Regions from separate parts of the Homo sapiens genome. Here region 2 is linked to region 1. Evidence: read pairs that join two places in POLR2A ChIA-PET (ENCODE). Cell type or tissue: MCF 10A. All regions are shown on one strand. Links, peaks and the distances in the headings refer to the core of each region. The heading gives the core; the rest is flanking DNA.

The links. ChIA-PET counts read pairs that join two places held together with the same protein. Peaks named below come from ENCODE experiments on the same cell type or tissue, not always from the same donor. Only the 100,000 strongest peaks of a DNase experiment are listed, where the experiment ranks them.
Region 2: POLR2A ChIA-PET joins it to region 1 with 5 read pairs; 2 of 35 experiments call an interaction of 5 or more read pairs at or near these places.

The regions. Positions count from the first base shown.
Region 1 is chr7:155,520,650-155,530,666 of GRCh38, reverse strand. All of the region lies in intron 2 of CNPY1 (canopy FGF signaling regulator 1), which reads left to right. Among named protein-coding and RNA genes, the nearest start is that of CNPY1, 21 kb to the left of the region's middle. In MCF 10A, for the core only: no CTCF peak of the experiment used is centred there; no DNase peak of the experiment used is centred there.
Region 2 is chr7:155,648,300-155,658,316 of GRCh38, reverse strand. All of the region lies in intron 1 of RBM33 (RNA binding motif protein 33), which reads right to left. Among named protein-coding and RNA genes, the nearest start is that of RBM33, 8.6 kb to the right of the region's middle. In MCF 10A, for the core only: no CTCF peak of the experiment used is centred there; a DNase peak (open chromatin) is centred at 4,366.

The DNA of each region.
Region 1 (10,017 bases), core at 2,807-7,806:
TGGCTGTAGCCATATAAAGAATGATCTGAGGCTGCCTGGCCGTTGGCAGTGGTTCATACCTATAATCCCAGCACTTTGGGAGGCTAAGGTAGAAGGATCGCCTGAGGCCAGGAGTTCAAGACCCCTGGGCAACATAGCAAGATCCCATTTGTAAAAAACTTTGTTAAAAAGATATAGCTGGGCATGGTGGTACACATCTGTAGTCCTAGCTACTTGGGCAGGTGCAGGGGTCATGGAGGGGAGAGGGGCTGAGGGAGGAAGATTGCTTAGGCCCAGGAGTTTAAGGCGATAGTGAGCTATAACTGCGCCACTATACTCCAGCCTGGCTAACAGAGTGAGACTCTGTCTCAAAAAAAAAAAAAAAAAAAAAGACCCTGCTGGTGATGTGTGTTTATTTCCATTTAAAAACCTTTGCTGCCAGTTGTGGACCTCTGACTATAGTTAGGGCCGATGTGGAGAGAGACACATCAGCAGGACAGGAAGAGGCTAAGGTGGTTGTGGAACCGTGCCCCAAATCCGGTGAAGCAGTGCACTGGATTGAACAGTGCCTCTCAAATTTGCATCCACTCAGAAACTTGAAGTGTGGGCTGCATGCAGTGGCTCATGCCTATAATGCCGTAATTTGGGAGGCTGAGGTGGGTGGATCACTTGAGGTTGGGAGTTCGAGACCAGCCTGGCCAACATGGTAAAGCCCGTCTCTACTAAAAATACAATAAATTAGCTGGGCGTGGTGGCAGGCGCCCGTAATCCCAGTTACTCGGGAGGCTGAGGCATGAGAATCGCTTGAGCCAGGGAGGTAGAGGTTGCAGTGAGCTGAGATCATGCCACTGCACTCCAGCGTGCGCGACAGAGTGAGACTCTGTCTCAAAAAATTAAAGAAAAAAAAAAAAGAAAAGAAACTTGAAGGGTGACCTTATTTGTAAATAGAACCTTTGTAGATGTTGTCAGTTAAGATGAGGTCATACTGGAGCAGGGTGGGGTGGGGCAGGGCCTAATCCAGTGGCCAGCATCCTTATAAGAAGATAAGATGGAGACACAAAGACACACACTGGGGAGAATGCCAAGGGCCCTGGGAGGCAGAGGGGCAGTGATGCGTCCATAAGCCAAGGAATGCCGAGGGTTGCCAGCAGCCACCGGAACCATGAAGAGGGAAGGAAGGACCCTTGCCTGAGCCTGCAGAGAGATCACGGCCCTGCTGGTTCCTCAGTGTTGGCCTCCTGGTCTCCAGAGCTGTGAGAGAGTGAATTTTTGTTGTTTCAAGGCCCTAGCTTGGGACACTTTGTTACAGCAGGTTAGGAAACAAACACAGGCCAGAGGCATCTGAAGCTGTGATGGGTGAGGGTGATGGCCAAAGGACCCAGCCACGTGGATGGTTGGAGGCTCAGGGTCCAAATCCAGCCCACATAATGTGGATCAAGATTTCACGTAGAACGTCGGACTTCTGGTTTCTCATGAAAGACTGGGAAACAGCTACTTCCAGCCTCTGGCTACTCGCTGGGAGCTGACTGTCCAGTTCCCTCTCCTGGGGTCTTCGGAACCTCCAGGTTCGGAAGCCCAGAATACTCATGGCTGGGACAAAGTTGTTTTTTCTTTTCTTTTTTTTTTTGATATGGAGTCTCGCTCTGTCACCCAGGCTGGAGTGCAGTGGCGCGATCTCTGCTCACTGCAAGCTCCGCCTTCTGGGTTCACGCCATTCTCCTGCCTCAGCTTCCCAAGTAGCTGGGACCACAGGCGCCTGCCACCATGCCTGGCTAATTTTTTTGTATTTTTAGTAGAGACACAGTTTCATCATGTTAGCCAGGATGGTCTTGATCTCCTGACCTCGTGATCTGCCCACCTTGGCCTCCCAAAGTGCTGGGATTACAGGTGTGAGCCACCGCGCCCAGCCCAAAGTTGTTTTTTCTTAGGTGGAGAAGCCTTGTCTATAACCAGGTCTCTAACAGAACAGGGAAGTGCAGGAAGACCAAGAAGGCCGTGCTTCAAAGATGGGAGTCTCTGACGCTTTGTGGCAGCGGAGACAGTGTCCTGTTCTTCAGCTGGCCCTGGAGAGCCACAGCCTTGCTGTCCTGCCTATGCGGGGACAGGGGTCCAGCTGACATTTCTGAGTGCCACTGTCTACCCACCCACCCTCTGCTGGACTTGAACTTCCCTTCTCTCCAGTTAGAATGAAGAAGTGATCCCAGCTTGGCCTCCACATTGGCAGCAGCTGATCCCCCCACGGCGTAGCTTAACCTGGGACAGAGAAGGAAGCGTGACAATGACCGAGAGCTGGCATTGTCAGAGCTATGTGAACACACTTGCCCAGAATGGGCGAGTCTGGGCTCCTGGGCCCGCCCACCACAGTCCTACAAGGCCGAGAAGACCAATTTAAAGCAATGAAAGAAAGTGCTGGCGAGGATAAGGCTCTGGTGGAGAGGTTTTAATTTTATATTAAAAGGGGTCTTATTCTCCTGCCCATTGTTGAAGTCAAGTCAAAGTTAATTAGGCTCTTTGGGCCCTTCTCATGTCCTTTTTCCTGAACTTTCTGAAAACATCAGAGGAAAGGAGCCCTCTCCAGCCACATGGAGACTGGGCGTATGTGTTCTAGAGAGCTCTGCTGTCCCTTCTCTACAACGATGCAGGATTAATGGTGATTTCTAATATTTGAGGGGGTTCCTGAGGCCCACTAATAAGCCCATCTATTTAGCAAAGGAGCTCTCAAGCTGCCTGAAGGTTTGGGGAAGGAGCCTGAACTCCTTCGGGGCCACCAGGGCCACGCCTCAGGAGAGGCTCCTGGAGATCCCTGCACTGGCCCAGCAGCGGCCGGGACCCCTGTGTGTGGCTTTCCAGGCCCTGTGCAAATCAGGTAGGCTGAATACTCACATGTCTCATTACTCTATGTGGGTTTTCAAATATTTCTTTGTTAAAAATGTTAAGGCCAGCTGCCGTGGCTCAGCCCTGTAATCCTAGCACTTTGGGAGGCCAAGGCGGGAGGATAGCTTGAACTCAGGATTTTGAGACCAGCCTGGGCAACACAGGGAGATCCTGTCTCCACAAAAAATACAAAAAAAAAAAAAAATTAGCAGGGTGTGGTGGCGTGTACTTGTGGTCCCAGCTACTCAGGAGGCTGAGGAGGGAGGATCATCTAAGCCCAAGAGGACGAGGCTGCAATGAGCTGTGTGATTGCACCACTGCACTCCAGCCTGGGTGACAGTGAGAACTTGCCTCAAAAAAAAAAAAAAAAAAAAAAAAAGAAATTAATTATCAAAATAACACATGATGATTTTAGCAAGAGATAAGAGAAAAGACGCATGTCTACCTCCCGACCCCGCTCCATTCCCATCAGAGTCAAGAGCCTTGCCCTTGCCAGCACTGCAGTCGCTCAGACACCAGGCAGCAGCTATGCAGGTTTTTGGCTTCGACGTTTTAAAATAATAGTGAAACCCCATCCCTACTAAAAATACAAAAATTAGCTGGGCATGGTGACAGGTGCCTGTAGTCCCAGCTACTTGGGAGGCTGAGGCAGGAGCATCGCTTGAACCCGTGAGGTAGAGGTTGCAGTGAGCTGAAATCATGCCAATGCCCTCCAGCCTGGGCAACAGAGCAAGACTGTCTCAAAAAAAAAAAAAAAAAGAAAGAAAGAAAGAAAGAAAGAAAAAAGAAAAGAAAAGCATGGCTGCCTAGGATATGGACATTTTCCAGTTAAGAAGACCATTCTACAGATGGACACATATTGTTTCTGGTGTTTTGCCACCACACAGTGACGCTGCAGCCTCCGTGGTGCTGCATCCTTAGGTATTGTTGATTGGATTTCTCCAGGACAGATTCCTGAAAGGCAGGGGTCAAAGGTAGGAACATTTTAACACTAACCCATGTTGTTGGACTGCTTCTCTGCAGGCTGCAGCATGGATATTCCAGCCAGCAGTGGGTGACAGAGGCTGCTTTCTTGCATATTGCCAGCGCTGGGTAATAGCATTCTTTTAATTTTGGTAATCTAACCAGTGAAAGATGGTATTTCGCTATTGCCTTTATTCCCCTTTCATTGACTACCAGTGCAGTTAAGCATCTTTCCACCAGCGTGCTATTTGGATTTCTTATTTCGAGGTGTGTATTTGTAGCCTTTGCCCAGTATTCTACTGGGTGGTTTGTCTTTTATGCCATTGTGAATGTGGGGATAGTAACTCTCCCTGTCCCGCCTGATGCATGCCTCCTCTGGCTGTGATCTGTGTGCGGTGGCTCCTCTCCCCCATGGACACCTCCCCGTCCACGAAGGCATTGGGCACCCCGTCTTGTTTGAGAATGTCCCCTGCCAGCCGTTTGTTACACAAATCGCTTTCTGAATTTTCTTCCATTACTGCATGCTTTTCTTTTCCGTCTACCTGTGGAGTCGACATGGAGGGTGTTTCCTGGGTGAACATCACAGCGTGTACCAGAGCCGTTTATCAAATAAGCCTTGCTCCCCCACACTGAGTTGGAATGACACTGTGTCACTTTTTTACAAAGATGAATTTGTGGAAAAATAAGATATCAGATATTCTCTCACACCTTCTGAACATCAAAAGTATTTTGATAGCATTTTTTAGGATATTTGTTAAATTCTGCATTTTATTCTAGCTGTGTATGTACTGTAACACATTTCTATCCTTAATTACATTTTTAATCTTGTACCCCCATTCCCTAGCACAAGATTTTGCTCATAATAGGTTCTCAATGTCTGGAAAATGAAAGAATAAGTAGTTGATAATAGCTATGTCATGTTAATTCTATGAGGAGTTGGGGACTATTTCTGATATTTTGTGACGACTCTAGGAAAGTGATACAATGTCAAGAAAAACAGAGGAGTTAGGCACCTGTTCACCTACTGGGTATTTAATTTAATGACGTTGTGTCTGGGATGTCAGGTTTTAGCTGATCAAGACTAGCATGATATAAAAAGAGTCCACAAGATCAGAATTGGTATTTCATAGATAAGACACAAATAGTGTGGCTTTGGGGTCTAGGAAGCCCTGTTTATCCAGACAGTAGCTTTGCAGTACACTAAGCCCTGTTGGGTGTGGGCCTGAGATGGAGTCTGTGGTCTTACCGGTACTGGCTGGGACAAATTTGAAAATCTGTAGGAGAATATATTACATGAGCAGAAGCGCAATGTTCTGATCAACCAAATATTCTGTTTAAGAGGGGGAAACATTGCATTTAGAATTTGGGAATAAAGAAAGATGAGCTGGGTGTGGTGGCTCACACCTGTAATCCCAGCACTTTGGGAGGCCGAGGCAGGTGGATCACCTGAGGTCAGGAGTTTGAGACCAGCCTGACTGACATGGAGAAACTTAAAATACAAAATTAACCGGCCGTGATGGCGCATGCCTGTAATCCCAGCTACTCGGGAGGCTGAGGCAGGAGAATCGCTTGAACCCAGGAGGCGGAGGTTGCAGTGAGCCGAGATTGCACCACTGCACTACAGTCTGGGCAAGAAGAGTGAAACTCTGTCTCAAAAAATAAAAAAAAAGAAAGAAAGATGAAATGCTATACTATCCTCAGGGAGAAGAAATAAACAGGCGATTCAAGATTCCTGAACGACAAAAATAACCATCATCTGAGGGTGTGAAGTGCTGAGAGAGAGAGAAAGGTGATGGTAGCATAGCATGGAGTTAGGGGTAGTTCACCAGGTGCTGATGGCCTGTGTGTTCCATTTCATAAATACAACAGGTGCAGCTGTGCTGCCAGGTGCTGAGGGTTGTGCTAGCCACCACCTAATAGACCTGAATCTTCCCTTGGGCCCCTTAGAACAGTGGTCCCTAACCTTTATGAGTCTTCCCTCAGGCCCCTTAGAGCAGCGGTCCCCAACATTTATGGCACCAGGGATCGGTTTCATGGATGACAATTTTTCCAATGACCAGGGAGGGTGGGGGGGATGGTTTGGGGATGATTCAAGTGCATTATATTTATTGTGCATTTTATTTCTATTATTACATTGTAATATATAAAGAAATAATTATGCAACTCACCATAATGTAGAATCAGTGGGAGCCCTGAGCTTGTTTTCCTACAATTAGTTGGTCCCATCTTGGGGGTGATTGGAGACAGTGGCAGATCATCAGGCATTAGATTCTCATAGGGAGCCCACAACCTGGATCCCTTGCATGTGCCGTTCACAATAGGGTTCACACTCCTATGAGAATCTAATGCCGCTGCTGATCTGACAGCAGGTGGAGCTCAGGCAGTAATGTGAACAATGGGGAGCAGCTATAAATACAGATGAAGCTTTGCTCACTGGCCTGCTGTTCACCTCCTGCAGTTCAGCCTGGTTCCTGACAGCCTGCAGACTGGTACTGGTCCAAGGCCTGGGGGTTGAGGACCCCTGCCTTACAGGAAAGTTCTTCTTTTGTCATTCGTATCTTGGAGGGAAAATGAATCTACACTTTGGCAGGTGTGGCTCGCGCAGTGCCTGAGTTTACCACCCCACCTCTAGCCTCGGGGCAGAAGCGGGGGCCATTGGACTCCATTATTAATTCTTCACTTCTGAAATCAGACTTCCGTTAGCACCTCCGGCTTCCATAACTAAGCACTACAATCCAGATGTCTTACGCAGAAATGATTCCCTCGTGGGGCAAAGGCCAGAAGTCCAGGACCATGGTGTTGGCAGGCTCATATTTTTCTTGGGGGCTCAGAGGGAAAATCTAGTCTGTGGCTTTTTCTAGCTTCTGGTGGTGGTGGCAACTCTTGGTGTTCCTGGGATTAGAGATCTATCACCCCAGCCTCTGCCTCTGTAGTGCCACAGCCTTTCTCCCCCGTGTGGTCTGGGTCTCTTACCATGTGACTGGTAAGGCATCAGTCACATGGGATTAGAACCCATCCTATCCTAATATGATCTCATCCTAGCTGAGTGTATCTGCAAAGACCCTTTTTCTGAATAAGGTCACATTCACAGGTACTGGGGTTAGGACTTGAGTGTCTCTTTGGGGGACACAGCCCAACCCACTGAGGTTTTATGACTGGGGGATCCTGGGGCACTCTCCACTATCCAAGTCCATGAGGCTGATGGGCTTTGTCCCCGCCCACCTTCTGTGGGTTGTTCTTGGGTGGCAGGGGTGTTGGGGGCACCGACCCAGCCCCCGTGTTGCTCCGGTCCCTCTGTGGCCTCTTCATGTTCGGTCACTGCTGAGCAGCTGCAGGGTGAGCATCAGCTCCCAGAGGCTGGAGCTTCCCACCCTCCCACACGGCCCTGGTGGCCGGCAGTGTGCCCTTCCCTCCAGATAATAATGAAGATGTTACGGGAAACAAACCCTAACATTGACCTTTGCAGCCCCTCGTGAAACACCACTCCCTGCCCCCGCCACACCGACCCGTGCATGGCTGAATGTCATGTATCCTTTGTCTCTGATCTTTGAGTCGGTTTCCGGTACATGAGACTGTTCTCATCCAGGCGGGTTCAGACCATTTGGCAAGAATAATTTCCCAAGCCTGGTATTAGATGCTGCACAAAAGTCTAAATACATAATGCATCTAGCCTCGGATTTTGTAATTCTGTCACCCTCAAAACAAGCTGTCAAAACTGTCTGGCATGACTTATCCTTAATAAATCCCTAGTCCTGTTAATTGCTCCTTATTCCACTGAATAAGAATTGTTTGAATCCACAAATCGGGTAAAGAATGGAGGATAATGGGATGTGTTTAGAGGATTGCAGTGTTTTTCCCCCAGGACAAAAGGAGCTAGAAGACACAGTGGGCACCGTGCAGCTCCCATACAGGGAGGCTGGATTTAATGTGCTTCAGCTTTGAGTCTGGCTGTTTTCAAATGGTTCTTTCCATAGAACGTTTGGCAGGAAAGTGATACATTGGTTGTCTTGGAAAAAGAGAAGGGAGGCTGAGTTCCGTGACACTGATTGTTCTAGAACCCATTTGGGGGCACCTGCCTGGTGCTATGCGTGACTAGCGTGCTGTAAGAAGTAACCAGGGGAGTGTGCATGGTGGTGTAGACAGGTATAGTGGCTCTTACGAGGACTGTGGAGGTATCCCAGCACCTCCATGAAGACGAGGTGCTCACCCCCTCTGGCCCTGACACTCAGAGAAAGGCTTTGGCTCCAGATAGACCTGGTTTATCTTCTGGCTTCAGCATCTAACCTGGTTTTGTGACCCTGAGCAAGAGACTCACCCTCTCGAAGGCTGCGTTTCCTCCTCTCTGAAGTGGGGTGGGCCGCCAACCTCAGGGTAGGAACTGGAGCTGGGATGGAAGCCCCCAGCAGGGACACCCTGACATGGCTACTGCCCACCCACCTTAGGCCACGAGGAAACCAGGTCAACAGGCACTTACAGAGTGTGCGCCACATGATGGCATGGGCAGAGACATGGCCTGGCGTGACAGTCACACCCTGGGCCTCCCCCACTTTGAAGTGTGTCTCAGGGCCTCGGTTTCTTGGCCTACAACATGCGGTAGCGATACCCACCCCGCCAGGCTGTCACAGAAGACTGCACCTCTATATGTGCAAAGCCCCATTCATGGCTCCTGGCCCAGAAGGCATCCTCAGTCAATGCCAACAGGTAGAAGATGCAGCGCCTGGGTGAGCACAGCCCGACTCTCCACGTGGTGCCGCAGCTGTGTGTGTGGATGCATGTGGGCACGTGTGTGCACGTGCGTGTTCAACACGTCTAGAGGAACCTCGGTTGTGCCCACTAGGAGGAAAGTGCTGTTGGCCTCCAGAGAAAGGAAGATGATTTGGCAGGGGCATGAGCAGTTGGGGACCTGCCCTTCCGGAGATAGGATGATGTCAGCCGCAGGGCAGGGCACAGGTTGCAAACTGCAGGTGCAAGGCCGCTGAAGTGAGGCTGGCATGCTGGAACCTGGCAAGCATCTTCTCTAAACATAGTCCATAGCTCAGGGTGCCGGGTGCCAGGCCCCTGCCACCACTCTGCTCAGCTGGGGACAGTACGCAAATGTGGGCGCAGCTGTGTCCCACGAAACTTTATGTATGGACAATGAAATTTGAATTTCACATCATTTTCATGTGTCATTAAATATTATTCTTTTGACCTTTTTTCAATCCTTTATAAATGTAAAAACCAATCTCAGCTCATGGGCTGTACATAAACAAGGCGGCGGCCCAGGGACTCTGTATAAGAGGGAGGCTGCCGCCTGGCGATTTCAGGCCCAGACCACAAGTGCTGGGAGGACAGGGACCCCTTCACTTTGTCCACTGCTGTATCTTCACATCCAGCAGGACCCTTGTGCAGAGGGGATGCTCAGGGGCCATGAGCAAGCAAGGGGATCTTAGCGTTTGGCTTCATGGCGTGCACTAGACTTTCTACTCTGGGGAGGTTCTTTGTCTGTCATTCTTGGGTCCCCTGCATGTAAAGAAACCTGGTCCTTCCCATTAGAAACACCACTTGTTTTTGTTCATGTCAGTCCTTCGCACAGAGCTCCTGGGTGGAGTTTACGGAATGCATGTGATCTCTACAATCACAGAGCCCCATCGGCGACTTTCCTGGAAGGCTCGCTCCACCCACAGCCGAGGATTCTTGGGCCTGGAAGAATACGGGACTAAGATTTCTTCTCTTCAGGAGCTTCTGAGGGGAGGGGAGCCAGCCTTCCTTCCTTCCTTCCTTCCTTCCTTGCTTCCTTCCTTCCTTCCTTCCTTCTTTCTTTTTTTTTCATTCTCATGCCTCAGCCTTGTGAGTAGCTGGGATTACAGATATGTGCCACCACGCCAGGCTAATTTTTATATTTTTAATGGAGATGGGATTTTGCCATCTTGGCCAGGCTCATATTGAACTCCTGACCTCAAGTGATCCGCCTGCCTCGGCCTCCCAAAGTGCTGGGATTATAGGCATGAGCCCCTGCACCCAGTCAAAGGGGAATGTTTCATACCCCAAATTTAGAAACATAACCCTCTTTCAAGATCTGGGTATTAACGAACATAAAGAGAACCCTTAGTCCAATGCACAGCATCAAGAGGGAAGACATTTAATGTCATTTTGAGATTATTAATTTTTAAATAATGAAAAAGTTTTGTTCAAATGGAACAAAATTATCTCACATCTATC
Region 2 (10,017 bases), core at 1,696-6,695, 130 kb before region 1:
GATGGAAAAAGATATTTCACGCAAATAGTAACCAAAAGGCAGCTGGCAAAGTTACACTAATATCAGATAAAATATTTTTAAATCCAAAATTGTTTCAAAAAGAAGGAATACTGTATACCGATCAAAGGGTCAATTCATCAAGATATAACAATTATAAACATATATGCACTGAAACAGAACACCAAAATTGATGTAGCAAATGTTGACAAAAATGAAGGGAGAAAGAGACTGATCTACATTAATACTTAGAGAATTCAACACCCCACTTTCAACAAATATGAAATCCAGGTAAAAGATTAATAAGGATATAGAGGACTCAAATACTATAAATCAACTAGACCTAACAGCCAATACAGGGTACTTGGACCAACAAGTGCAAAATATACATTATTTTTAAATGTAGAGGATGCACTGTCCCTGATACACGTTAGGCCAAAAAATAGTTCTTAATGAATTTTAAAACATCAAAAGTCATGCTTCATGAAAACAAGGAGCATTCCCTATCTATGAAAACAGAAGCAAAATCCCAATATTTTATAAGCTAAAAATTTAGCTTGTGACTTTTTTCTCATTAAGACACAGCGAAGAAATTAGTACTTAATCACAATCATCCATGGCAGACATTGCTAATTAATTAGAGCATCCACTGGGTGCAGTGGCTGGAGCCTGTTGCCCTAGCTACTTGGGAGCCTGAGAAGCGAGGATTGCTTGAGGTCAGAAATTTGAAGCTGTAGTGTGCCATGCTCATGCCTGTGCATGGCCACTGCACTCCAGCCTGGACAAAACAGTGAGACCAAAATAAGAAAAAACGAAAAAAAAGAGCATCTAATTCTGCTGAAACCAGAACATCTTTTTGCCAGGCTAGCTAATAACAAGTATTATAACCTTGTTAACAAGCATATAATCCTTGGCCTCCTCACTGATTTTTGATTCAGTGGGCTCTTTTTGCTTTTTAAAGTTCCCACTAATTCTGATGGACAGCTAGGGTTAGGAATCCCTGTGTTCATCTCACACTGTGCATCAGCGCGGGCACTCCGGAAGGAAATTTAACTGCCATCGTGCTACGTAGCACTTTCCGGAAATTTCAGAGTTAAATCTACAAAAGCCAAAATTAGAGGCCAGGATCATCAAAAATAATTAAAGTATTTTCCCAAAGGAGAGACGCCATAAAATACTAAGGAAAGTGGCTGTTGAAATCATTCCAAAATCAGAGAATGCAAGATAAGCAAAAAATATGAATACAAATGAAGAGTCATGAAACCTGTATCCTTCACTCGACAACTATTTCTTGACCACATAATATATGCCAGGCACTGTTCTAGACAACTGACATACAAGACAAAAAAAAAAAAACCTTCACCCTGTGTAGGTTACATTCTAGTAAGAAAAGACAAACAGTAATCCCAATAAACTAATATATGGTATGTAACTTAAGGCCTTTATTGGAAAAGACTAGAGCAGGAGGGTAAAGAAGACAGGAAATGAGGTAAGGGTCAGCTGGTACAAACTGGGCTGACTATAATTTTAAAAAGAATAGTCAAACTTAAGAAACAAATCAGTATTACATGTTAATGCAACATATTTTAATGACAAAAAGTCTATAAAACAAATATTTTTTAGTTTTCCAAAACTCTTTAATGTCTGACTTTGTAGAAAACAGCTGAATTCTTCTATCTGCTTCTGCATTCAATCTCTTGTGAGATATATACATACACATATTTTTTTTTTCCTGAGATGGAGTCTCACTCGATATGTTTTTTGACTGAAACACATGAAAGAAATCTGACTCCAAATAAATACGTAGTTGTAAAAAGAAGTACTTTGTCTTTTCAAACAATTTTAGATATTCTTCGATACTACACTAATAATCAAAAAGTGGCCACTTCTTAAAGACTGGCTGCAATGCAGAATCTGAAGCCACAGCAATTAATATTTCATACCTGTTATGTTAAAGTCCAAGCGTGTCTTGTACTGTTATTGGATCTTTAACCATGATTTTGTGCCACCATGCAGTGGTCATTTTGAAAATATTGGTGCCCTGATTTATGTAGTACTCCAAATGCTAACACATTTCATTATCCAATATACAAAATCACACTGGTTAACAACATCACCAATCTCACCAGGAAAGTCCTCAAGTGCTGGGAAGTTTTCAAGCTCACAATATCAAATATAAGTATTTCAAAATTCTCATTTTTGTTTGAAAACTTACATATTATCATTGGCAACAAATAATGTCCACTGTTTTACTTGAAGTGACAGGCTCACTTCATTTTCAAGAATGTATCCGCCAAGCACTAAAATCTGAATAACCACAGTCTGTCAATTGTCCTTTCAAGTAAAAATGATGTTCTACAGAAGAAATAAGAAAAGCTAGCTCAGCTCACAATTAAATTGAACAAGTACCTTTTTTTATTTTTATTTTTTAAGAGACGGGGTCTTGCAATGTTACCCAGACTGGACTGAACTCTTGGGTTCAAGTGAGCTTCCCGCCTCAGCCTCCAAGTAGCTGAGAACACAGGTGCACACTACCATGCCAGCTGGACAGGTACTTTTCCTGAAGACAACTGTTATACTTCAGTACGAAACAGAAGTCCTTTATGCATATGCTCCCTACTTGTCACAAAGATTTTTTAAATGCACTTTAGGATCAAGATTTAATAAAATAAATAATTGTCACTGCCTTAATTCATGTTAAAACACCAGAGAATGTACCCACCATTACTTTTGCAACATTGATGCAAATGTCAGCACAGTAAAAAAAAAAAAAAAAAAAAAAAAAGGCAAACAGCCTTAATACCGTTATGAAAATAGTCTGACTTCACAGACACTCTGACATAGTCTCGGGGACTCCCAAGATTTTGATAAATACTGTTCATCATTTAGTGAACAAAGGTAATATGTACAAGGATGTTCATCAAGAAGTGTTTTATTAATAGGAAAAAGTAGAAATAAACCAAATGCCCAACAAAAAAAAGCCAGAGCAGAGAGGTCAAATAAAAGTACAGTCATGTAGTTACATATTAGGCAGCAATAAGAATTTTAAAGTCAAACTGTTTCCTGACATGAAAAAATATCCCCAATAATATAATGGGGGGGAATTCTCCAATATCATACAATATGGTATGGCCACTGTGTATGTAAAACATACGTGTACACGTGTGCCCAGGATATAAGCCAAACTGCTACAATGGTAGTTATCTGTTCACACAGAATTAATTATGGATTTATGGTCTTCTTTATTCTTCCTTAAACTTTTAAAAAACTCATTTATTAGAGTAATAGCTTGATTATCTATACCAAACTAATACATGATCATTATGAAATATTATTGCAATACCTAAAAGCACAAAGATATTACAATCATCCCAAATTTCTCTGATAAAAACAATTGTAAAACTAGGAGAAGAACATCACCACCAATGTTTATCTGTGCACACATGTGAACATATAATGTGAGGACAAATAAAATTATTAAAAGAGGACAATATATAAAATTTTTAATGAAGTATTAAGTTTCATATTATGTAAATTTATCAGCAAAAAAGCAAATGAACTTAAATTAATGAATGACTTAAATTTGAGTAAAGATTCCAAAAAATATACACAATGTGATGAGGGCTGGGGAAAATCAAGTTTGGTTTGACACACTAGGTAATAACTGAGATGAAGGCTGAGAATAACTACATTTTTGTCAAGTAGATGGGCATTCCAGGGAAATAACAGCACAGAGGCTGAGTTCCACAAGCCTAGAGCACAGCAAGGAGTTCAGGTGAGTTGAAAGCACACTCATAGAGAGAAGTAGTCAGAAAGAAAAGGTGGTAAAGATTTGGGGCATTACTAGAAAAGCAACGTAAGAAATCTATACTTCATATGCAACACAGCCTCAGTTTAGGAAAGGTAATCTAGTAGCAAGAAGCAAGAACTAATTAATCGATAAAACATAAACAATGGTAAAACAAAGTAACTACAAACCAACCATTAAGAAAAAAAAATGTGGTTAGCATCACGGTGAAGAAACAGAAGGGAGAATAAGACAAATGCATGAACCAGAAACTGTCAATTTAGAAATTCCAAGGCATGTTGACTAACTGAATAGAACAAGGAAGGAGAAGTCAATGAAAACATCAGTATTTTGAATCTGGATTAGTTGTGGATTGATGGATATACGTGCTGGTTTATTTGAGGGTGGGGTAGAAGTTAATAAGTTTGGTTTTTAAAATGCTGCATGTGTATTATTACACTTCACTCAGCCATCTTTTGCAATATTTTTTAAAAGTTTGACTTGCTGACTGTACCAAATTGCACAATCATACTGCAATACCAACAACTCCATTCAATCCTAATACTAATCATCTGGAGTTCGGGCAGGCCCCACAGGTTAAGGGCTCAGTTTCACAAGGCTGCCCCACTTCAGATGCCAACTGCAATGAGGTGCCCAGGCTACTCACACTTCTCCCTGGCTGAAGTCTACAAATTCTGGGGTTATCACACCTCCCCCCATTGCTATTACTATAACAATTCACAGGACTCAGGAAAACACCGTACTTACTGTTACAGTTTATTATAAAGGATACAAATGAAGAGCCAGATGAAGAGGTACACAGGGCCAGTCTGAAGGGTCAGGGTGCACCACCCTCCCAGCACGAGGAGGTGCTCACCAACTCAGAAGCTCCCTAAACCTGATGATTAAATCACTGACTAATGGTGATTACCACCAATCTCCAGCCCCTCCCCTCGAGGGAGGCTGGGGGTTGAGCCTGAACGTTCTAACCCTCTTAACATGGGGTTAGTTTTTCTGACAAGCCCCCACCCCAAAGCTATCTAGGGCCCCCACCCCCGCTATAAGCCATCTCATTAGTGTAGAAAAGATAGTAAATTCAAAGGGTTTCCAAAGTTCTGCCGAGGGAACCTGGGCAGAAAAAAATATTCATTTTTTATCATACCACAGCATCCCCCAAAAGGGCATGTCCACCAGAACCTCAGAATGTGGCCTTATTTAGAAATAGAATCTATGCAGATGTAATTAGTTAAAATGAAGTCATTCTGGATTAAGACTGGCCCCTAAATCCAAGGACTGGCGTGGCAATTCCATTTCTGGGTATACACTCAAAAGAACTGAAAGCAGGCACTTGAAGACACATTAATATACTCAAGCTCCTATTAGTATTATTTACAATAACCAAAAGGTGGAAGCAACTCAAGTGTCTATTGAAGGATATATGGTTTAAAAAAAAATAGTATAGATATATAATGGAATATTATTTAGCCTTAAAAAGGAAGTTCTGACACATGCTACGACACTGATGAATCTTGAAGACATCATGCTAAGTGAAATAATGACTCAAAATCTTACAGGGCAAGCTAACACAAGAACCCTGTACAGCCTGTTTATATTCTTAATATATTCTGAGTCATTTCCCTCTGTTTTCCTTTAGAATACAAATACTTTTTAAAGTTCCAGTTCATAGCAGTCATATTAAACAGAACCAAGAAGAAAAAATGTGTCCCCATTAGTCCAGAACTTTAAAGGAAGAACAGCACATCCATGAAAGCCAAGGGGTAAAATATTAACTGAGCAAAACGAAAGAGGTCAATGACCTCCTTACCTGGAAAATCTCCTTCTAAGGCCTAAACATTGTACAAGACATTCTATTTTAATAGGGGGATCAATTTTCCTTCAAGACTGAAGATATCTACTAGATTTCTACAATTCTCTATCATGCAGCAATCAGACATCTACAGTTAACACAAACTTTTACTTACCATTCTATTTCTTCTTCTTTTCCAGAATCCTCGACTTGGATAAGATACCACATAGACTATTAGCTTGTGATAGGGTTCTAGCAATTATCTAATCTAAGGGTCAGCAAACCAAAGCCCATGGGCCAAGTAGGGCCTGCCACCTGTTTCTGCCCAAATTTAGCTACCACCCGTGTATGTAAATAAGCTTTTAATGGAACACAGCTATTCCAATTCAGGCATATATTGTCTATGGCTGCTTTCAAGGTAAACGGCGGAGTTCAGCACTTCCAACAAAACTCATCTGCCCTGCAAAGCCTAAAATATTTACTATCTGACCCTTTACAGAAAAAGTTTGCTGACCTTTGTATTCCAAAGGTTCTCAACCTTCTTTTTCCTCAATATCACACTCATGTATAATATGTTCCTAGTCCAAATCACTAATAGTCAAAATTCCTTATTTTATAGATGAGGAAATCCAGATCCTTTATTTAAATATTAACTACAAATCAGGTAATGTCCAATAACTTTCGAAGTGAACATATGAGCCTTACAGCATAACTAGTAAGTTCTGAATAGCCAAGCCAAATTTTCAGAAAGAGTTCCTACACCATGTTGCTTTAGAAATAATTTGTAGTCACTGTTTTAAAAATCTCCTATGTTACACGGGCCCCAGGAGAGGTTCTCCCTAAAATGAAGTTTTTATTTTGTTTATGAAGTGTAGTCCTCATTGGTCATTTGTTTGTCTTTCAACAAACTTTCATCATTCAGGGTTTAAAAATCAATCATAATAGAATTCCTGCTTGATATGAGATAGGACCCCTCCTATTATGGAAGTTATAAAGGCTTGCTCTATAAACTTGGGTAGCCGAGAAGAGGCAAGTGAGCTGAGCTCAGCCTACTGGATGTTCCCATCATGACTTAAAATCTATAGGAACTGACACTCATTTCTTTTCCCAGGAACCTAGACCCTTTTTTTTTTTTTTTTTTTTGGTGAGACAAAGAGTTTCCCTGTTGCCCAGGCTGGAGTGCAGTGGTGCGATCTCGGCTCACTACAACCTCCACCTCCTGGCCTAGCCATGAAGCCTTCTAAATGGCTGAGTTTAAGGGATGAAATGTCAAACAAAGAGGAGAAAATGTTGTTAAAAACTTCTAGAATGAAAAAAGGTCACATAAAAAATGATTAGGAATCAGAATGTCCTCAAACTTCTCAAGAGCAGATCTGGATGCCAGAAAACACAACAATACCGCCAAAAATCTTACAAAAATAAACTCAAATCTAAAATTCTGGACCCAACAAAACCACCAATCAAGTTGTGAAAATTAAAATTTCCTTCAGACTCAGGAGTCTCAATCTCAAAAAATTTACCTTCAACACACACACTCAAGAAGCTGTCGGCCAGGTGCAGTGGCTCACGCCTGTAATCCTAGCACTTTGGGAGGCCGAGGCGGGCAGATCACCTGAGGTCAGGAGTTCCAGACCAGCCTGGCCAACGTGGCAAAACCCCGTCTCTACTAAAAATACAAAAATCAGCTGGGTGTGGTAGCATGTGCCTGTAATCCCAGCTACTTGAGAGGCTGAGGCTGAAGAATCGCTTGAACCCAAGAGGTGGAGGTGGCAGTGAGCTGAGATCACACCACTACAACACTCCAGCCTGGGCGATAGAGCGAGAGTCCGTCTCAAAACAAAAACAACAACAACAACAACAAAAAGAAGCTGTGGCATTGCTTAACTCTATATCAATGTGGAAATCTGAACATAAAGAATAATTTTTCTAGGAAAATTTAAATGATCGTAATTGACTTTTCATCTTATAAAACTAAATAAATCAATAATAATACAGGAAATTGAAAAGATAACTTTTTTAAAGGGAACCAGACCCAAATGGCTCTGGAGAAAAGAGTTCTTCCACAGTCAATAACAGATTTTTACACCATCCCAGAAAATTTCACAACTCATTCTAAAAACCAACATATCATAAATAAAAGGATAGCACAAATGTACACACAAATACCAAGGAAGAAAACAGTAAGTCAGTCTCCCTTATGATCAGAGATAAATCCTAAAATGAAATCCAACAATATATTAAAAAGAACAAAATGTGGAGATCAAGATTTTGAACCCCAGAATGCATGCTTAGTTCAGCACTGGAAATCTATCAATAGATTACATTAAGAGATTAAAGAACAGGGGAAGAACACATAATCACAACAGATGCAGAGAAAGCGTTTCACAGCTCAGAGGCAGCACTGGGGATGGCAGTCAGTGCTCCTGGTGCAGTGATGCTAAAGGGGTCAATAAGAACCTGTCCTCAAAAAATTGTGATTGTGCATTGTGACCTGAGCTGAGGAATCAGCTCAGAGACCACCCCTTCAGAACTCTCTCAGAGCTAGAGCGGCATCCCAGGCAGTGCTTGTCAAAAGCATTTAAAGACATCCACTAACCAGGGTCACCTGGGGCAAGGGATGATGGCCAGGGTTAGCAACATACAAACTGAAAAGCCTGGGAAAGAAGAGGCTGAGGAGGAAAATATATGAAGGAATGAGAGTGTTGGGGGCTCCCATGTATAATGGGAAATCTGGAAGACCATGCATATGCTGAAGGCTGGGCACATGCTCAGAAAACAACTTGAAAGAACCCTAGATTTATACCTCTGGCTGATCTTTGAGCTACGCATATGCAGAAGGTGAGGCTAAGGTTGGGGTTATAGGTGGCCTGGATGAGCAATGAAGTAACGTAAGCACAGGAGTTTTTGTTTGTTTTTTGGTTTTGGTTTTGTTTTATTTGCAGCTCCAGCCATTTGAGGACATCTCCATCAGATCACTGGCTGGGCAATGATACAACACAATGGAGACATCAGTGACCACAGGAGACAAGGAATAGAGTCTCTTCATTTGGCAAGTCATTAAAAAACCAGACAACTGAAGGCCACAACAAGAAATATAGCAAACCCAGAAAAGGGGGGGGACATTCTGACTTCCAAAATTTCCACATCACCATATTTAAAATGTCCAATTTTCAGTCCCAAAACTGAGGGACCGAAAAAATCAAGCTAACATGATTTAATCAGTTACACAGGTGAATCATGTGGAATTGACTAACATAAATTAGGATACAATTATATTTTTTCAGATTCATACAGAAAATATGTCATTCTTTAATTCATTCACCAAATATCTAACACATGCTATGTGCCAGGAAGATGTGGAATGCATGGTAAAACAGCATTTTTTCTCCTCATGAGGCTTACAGGCTTATGTGGGAGGCAGATTTAAAAAACAAGTAAATAACTAAAGAAAATTACAAATTGAGATAAACGTTCTGAAGAAAACAAGGGTGCTATAGGTGAGGAAACAGGAAAATATTGAAATTATCCAGTCTAAGGAGCAGAGGAAAAATAAGCAGAGCCTTAAAAAACGGGGACATCATTAAAAGTACCAATCTATGCATTATGGGAGTCCCAGAAGGAGAAAACAAAGTAGCAGGAAAAAGAACTGGAGAAAAAAATAAAAAGCTTCCAAATTTGGTGAAAGACATGAACCTACATATTCAAGAAGCTCACCACTCCAAGCAGGATAAATCTGGAGACCCACACAGAAACACATTATGATCACACTATCAAAAGCCAAAGACAAAGAGAATCTTGAATACACCAAGAGAGAAGTGACATGTCATGTACAAAGGATCCTCCATAAGATTAACAGTCAATTTCTCATCAGAAACGATGGAAGCCAGAAGGTGATAGGATGAAATATTTCAAACTGCCATTCAAAAATTATATCCCCAGGTATGACCTAAGGGACTTTGTCATTAGTACACCTGCCCTACAAGAAATGCTAAAAGTACTCATGGCTGAAATGAGAAAGGCTATTCTTTCCCGACTCCTCAAACTCTCTTGATTGAAGCTAAGAAATTAAGCATGAAAGATTTTCTTGAAGGAAAAAAAAAAAGAATTAAATACACACATAATTATCAGTATGAAAACATCTCATTTATCAGCACTATTAGTGATTAAAATGCTCCAAAAATTTCCTACCAGGTAAATTTTACCTGTTGAAGTACTAAAACTTGTTTCACTTTCACAATTTCGAATGAAAACCTTCTGCACCATGCTTCATACTTTCCTGCCTTACTACATACTGACACAGTGGAAGGAACACTGAACTAGAAGTCAAAAAACCTGAATTCGAGTCTACTTCCCTTTCTTAACAGCTAGGTGGCTGAACTTTTCTCGGCTAGTTTACTATCAAATGTAAATTAAAGCAACTGGTTTA